Regions from separate parts of the Homo sapiens genome. Here region 2 is linked to region 1. A link is a contact called in ENCODE Hi-C or POLR2A ChIA-PET data. All regions are on one chromosome and are shown on one strand. Each heading gives the region's core, a stretch centred on a gene start or an enhancer-like site at or near the end of the contact. The rest is flanking DNA. Distances are from core to core; before and after follow the strand shown.

Region 1 (2,823 bases), core at 251-2,750:
CCTCCCATAACTGTGACAACAGCCCTGACCGGTAGGTAAGAAATCTTCCCCCTAAAAACAGATTGATACTATCAGGTTGTACTATAGTTACCATGTAGGTATCCAGGATATTTATACAAAACACAACTGTAAAAAGATTGTTCTGAGTTGTACTACTTAAAAGAGTACCTTTCAAGAAGCTATTTTGCCGGCCTTCACAGAAGAGGTGCAAAATAATATGCTCTGGAGAGCTGTGGTAAGACACTCTCAGAATTCTCTCAACAGAGGGTTGTTTGTATCTGCATTAATGTTGCAAATAATAAGTTATAAAGTGGATATTTTTTCAGAGTGATGATAGAAGAAAAAAATTCTTTATACAGTAGTATCCTTTCAAAGCCATTTAAGGTACAATCTTTGAATAAATGTAGCTATCATTTAATCTTACCAGTTTCTCCCTGCTTTTCTGTGTCGTATCTGAAAAATCTCACTAGAGAACAAGTAATTCTTCAGGTCCCATAAATACTAAAATCACAAAGTAAAGATATGTTATGACTCCACATAGTATCCACATGAGCAAGTTTAATCTTTAGCAATTTAAGAGTACTACAAAAGAGTAAAGTCCCCCCAGTTCCCACTTCAGCATACTTGGGGCTCCATTTTGAAGTGTCTTAAAGAGTAGAGAACCATATCAGTAAAGTGGTCAGATTCACTTTGAAAAAAGGAGCACATGTATAGTGTATTTTTTGAGATCTGTGTTAGATAATACTAATTATACTTTTAATTATATCCAACTTTAAATAGTATATTAAAACTGTAATTTACCTTTTAAAAATCCAGTAGGTGCCAGTTTAAATAAGGCAACTTTAGAAAAATTTCAAGGACTGATTCTTACTTAAATCAGGAGCATTACTTTCAAAATAAATTGGATACTGGTATTATAAACAAATACAAATCATTACAAAGAAACCTGGAGAGGTGAAAAAGATCCAAAATTTTTTCACATAAAGACAATCACTATAAGCAATTTTTTACTTACAATCTTTTTCCTTATGTAATTTAGATGATATATTTATGTTATTATTTTTTTAAAAGAGTCTTGCTATGTTGCTCAGGTTGGCCTTGAACTCCTGGGCTCAAGTGATCATTCTGCCTCAGCCTCTCAAATAGCTGGGACTATAGGCATGTGCTACCATGTCTGGCTGAGAAGATCCTTTTTAATAACATTTAGTTTCAATTTTAAAATATTAATATTAGTAAAAAATGATATTTAGGTAAAAGGTCCAACCACTTTTAATAAGTAGCTTTCAACTCTCTGAGTCCATTTCCTCCAGTAACATGTAGGAACTTAACAGTATTTTTGGGAGTGTAAAAGAACTGAAATGACAGGAAAATAAGAAATGAGTCAAGATTTGCCTGTGAGAAAGGACTGAGTATTACTATTCGAAACAACCTTTTTCTCACAGGAAGACAAATACCACATGATCTCACTTACATGTGGAAGCTAAGAGAGGTGATCTCATAGAAGTAGACAGTAGAATGGTGGTTACCAGAGGCTGGGAAGGGAAAGGGAGGGAAGGCAAAGATGGGGAGAGGATGGTCTGAAGGGCTACAAAGTTAGTTAGATGAACTAAGAAGAGTAAGTGCTGATGTTCTATTACATAGTGGGGCGACTACAGATAATAACAATGTATTATATTTCAAGATAGCTAGAAAAGTGGGTCTTGAACGTTATCACCACAAAGAAATTGGAAAGGTTTAAGATAAATGACATGTTAACCACCATGATTTTATCATTATACAATGTACACATGTATTGAAGCATCACACTGTACCCTAATAAACATGTACAATTATTATGTGTCAATTGTTTTTTAAAAAACAGTGAAAAAAAATCTAGCCTGTTTCTGATACCATTAGAACTGGAATTTTATTATTCTTTATTTTTGATTAAATTGAATTTCGACCAAAAGAACCTTCTATAAAACAATTATCTGGACCTTTGGTTTAGTTTATCGAATATTATTCAAAAATTTCAAAGACCCAGTTTATTTCTGAGATTAGTCTACATGCTTGTCTGATTTTATACCTTCATTAAGTTCCATCAATATAATAAACAGTACCTAGAAATCTTTACCCTTTGGATTCCTTTAAGCAGAATGATTCTTAACCATTTTTCCCCTCATCCCCTTGTCCAGTTTTCACCTTTACAATTCTGCTTTTAAGTTTTCCTGGAAAATTCCTTAAAACACATATTTTAATTTTACCAGATTTTACTTATTGCTCGGTAATTTTATCTCTAATATAAAAAGGAATGAATGCAAAGTAGAAAAATGCATCTTTAGGATGAAGCCAGATAACAAAGATAAATATTCCTTTAAACAAAAACAAAAAAACTATCATAAATCAAACTATTCTGGTCATTAGAAAAATTTATTAAGAGTCATGACATAAACCACTGTTGACCTAACCTTTAGGTTGAGAAGTCACTGACAACAAACTAAGTTATTTTCATCTGTCAACACTTTAAGATTAATGATTTTTCAATATTACTATTTATTTCACTTTGAGACAGAATAGAGAAGCAGTGGTAATTTTAGTTCATCTACTATCAAGATAAACGACAGTATGATAGGTATAAATTCAAACCTGGATTCCAGATTTTCAGTTCAGCGCACCTGACTTTTTGGAAGTGCTAAACCTTTTGTTTTGTTTTTTGTTTAAATTTCTACTCTTTGGTAGAATGAAATTGTATGTCCCAAACTAGTGAGCCATTCTCTATTAATGTTTAACATCCATAATACATTAACGTTCACTTGATCCAACTCAGATACTTTGGCAAGGAAG
Region 2 (2,700 bases), core at 111-2,610, 69 kb after region 1:
TGCCTTGTTACCAATCATGGGGGAAAAAATCTTTCACCATTAAATATCACATTAGGTTTAGATATTTACATAGATGTCATTTATCAGGTTTAGGATACAAAAATCATTTTTAAAAATTGCAAATAGAATCAGCAAAATATTAAAAATGAACCAGAAAAAATACACCATGATGAAGTACAGTTTATCTCAAGAATACAAGTTTGGTTTAACATTTAAGAATGAATCAAGTGGCCGGTCGCAGTGGTTCACGCCTGTAATCCCAGCACTTTGGGAGGCCGAGGTGGGCGGATCACCTGAGGTCGGGAGTTTGAGACCAGCCTAACCAACATGGAGAAACCCCATCTCTACTAAAAATATAAAATTAGCCGGGTGTGATGGCATATGCCTGTGGTCCCAGCTACTCGGGAGGCTGAGGCAGAATTGTTTGAACCCAGGAGGCAGAGGTTGCGGTGAGCCAAGATCACGCCACTGCACTCCAGCCGGGGCAACAAGAGCAAAACGCTACCTCAAAAAATTAAAAAAATAAAGGTCGGGCGCGGTGGCTCAAGCCTGTAATTCCACCACTCTAGGAGGCCGAGGCGGGCAGATCACGAGGTCAGGAGATCAAGACCATCCTGACTAACACAGTGAAACCCCACCTGTACTAAAAAATACAGAAAATTAGCCGGGCACCTGTAGTCCCAGCTACTCAGGAGGCTGAGGCAGAAGAATGGCGTGAACCCGGGAGGCGGAGCTTCCAGTGAGCCGAGATTGCACCACTGCACTCCAGCCTGGGCGACAGACCGAGACTCTGTCTCAAAATAAATAAATAAAAGAAACAAACAAGTATAATTCAACATATTAAGAAAATAAAGGAGAAAAGCAAATTATCTCAAAAGATGCAGATAAAAAGTTTAAGAGCAATCTATAATAGCACCCCAAAACACAAAATACCTAGGAATAAATTTAATAAAATATGTGCAAGATTTATATAATGAGAACTATAAGACATTAAAGAACAAGCGGAGAATACATAGTTCACTAATAGGAAGACTCAATATTGTTAAGATTTGACCTATAAAATACAATCCCAATCAAAATACCAGTTTGCATTTTCACAGAAATTGACAGTGATTCTAAAATGTGTACGGAAATACAAAGAATCCAGATTCACTAAAACAACTTTTAAAAAGACTAAGTTAAGAAACCCATAGTACCTAATTTCAAGACTCACTTAAAGACACAGTAACCAAAACAGTGTAGTGTTGGTATAAGGTAGATATAGAGATCACTGGAACCAAACAGGAAGTCCAGAAATAGACCACACATACATGGTCAATTGATTTTCGTTAACAGTGCCAAAATAACTTCAGAGCAACAGGAACTCTCATACACTACTACTGGGAATATAAAATGGTACTACTTTGAAAAACAGTTCATAGCTCTCTGCAGCCTCCAACTCCTGGGCTCTAGGCTATCTTCCCACCTCAGCCTCCCAAGTGGCTAGGACTAGGACATGCATCACCAAGCCTGGCTAATTTAATTTGGAAAAAAAAAAAAAAAAAAGAAAGAAAAAAAAATTTTGTAGAGACAGCATCTCGCCATGTTGCCCAGGCTGATCTAAGACTCTGGGGTCAAGTAATCACCTCCTGCCTTGGCCTCTCAAAGTGCTAGGATTACAGACCTGAGCCACTATGCCTGGCCAGTTTGGCATTTTCTTATAATGTTACACACATAATTGCCATCTCAAACAGTATAAATTCATTCATTCCGAGATATTTCCCAAGAGAACTGAAAACATGTCTGCATGAATACTTGTAACCAAATGTTCATAGCAGCTCAATTTATATTAGCAAAGACAAAAAAATCCCAAATATCTACCAATATGTGAATAAACAGACTGTAACATATCCATGGAGTAGACTACTACTCAGCAACAAAAAGGAATGAACTGCTGGTATACACAAAATGGATGAATCTTAATAATACTGTACTAGAGAAATGAAGCTATATCAAAGCAGTATTTAAGTATGATCCCATTCATAAGGACCTCTTAAAAAGTATACATCTAGTCTATAGTGATAAAAAGGAAATTAGTGGTTGCCTGGTGTTGGTGGTACAGAACTAAATGTTCAAGGACACAAGAGAACATTATAGGATAATGTACATGTAACAGATCTTGATTATAGTGAGGGTAACATGGGTGCATCAATTTGTCCAAACTCATCAAAATATACCCTTAATTTGTGTGCATGTTATTGATTATAAATTACATTTAACTAAGAGACAAAAACACTCCCCACCCTCTTGCCATAAAAAAAAAAGTAACAGCAGTCTTAGAATACAGTTTACCCAATAAAAAAGCTTTTAAAAATATACCAAGGACAAAATGAAATAAAATTATGATGAAAACAGTATGAATAATGAAGACAGCACTACATAAACCCAGAATGATGCTTTTGTGATAATACCAAAAGTCTAAAAGTGCTTCATAACTAGAAACAAAAAACTCCCAATTAGTTTTCCTTTTTTGTTTTGCTTGAGTTGGCCAAAAGGAATAACATGGAAAGTAAAATAGAGATATCCAGAATAATCTAAAACAATATTGTAAAGTAGATTTTGTTCTATTAAAGACACATAAGTCTAAACGAGCATAATGGCTTACCTAGGAGATTGGAGTAAATCACCATGGCTCATTTGGGCTAATAATTGCAAAAAAAT

Evidence for each region. Hi-C counts contacts between places; a loop is a spot of excess contacts on that map. ChIA-PET counts read pairs that join two places held with the same protein, here RNA polymerase II (POLR2A). Pooled maps may share reads with other maps.
Region 2: a loop to region 1 is called in a pooled map, with 2.9 times the contacts of the local background. The contact joins two enhancer-like sites. A Hi-C loop is called at or near these places in 1 of 168 maps with a recorded cell type or tissue (endothelial cell of hepatic sinusoid), 3 of 37 single-sample maps with no recorded cell type and 3 of 50 pooled maps. POLR2A ChIA-PET finds 5 or more read pairs at or near these places in 1 of 52 experiments (OCI-LY7).

Annotation. Positions count from the first base shown.
Region 1 is chr5:94,699,373-94,702,195 of GRCh38, reverse strand. No RefSeq gene overlaps it. Among named protein-coding and RNA genes, the nearest start is that of SLF1, 82 kb to the right of the region's middle. Within about 2 kb of position 1,500, at least 2 of the 41 ENCODE cell types and tissues checked have a DNase peak (open chromatin) inside an H3K27ac peak, as active enhancers do.
Region 2 is chr5:94,630,816-94,633,515 of GRCh38, reverse strand. All of the region lies in intron 4 of SLF1 (SMC5/6 complex localization factor 1), which reads right to left. Among named protein-coding and RNA genes, the nearest start is that of SLF1, 13 kb to the right of the region's middle. RefSeq lists an enhancer at 65-564. Within about 2 kb of position 1,360, at least 3 of the 41 ENCODE cell types and tissues checked have a DNase peak (open chromatin) inside an H3K27ac peak, as active enhancers do.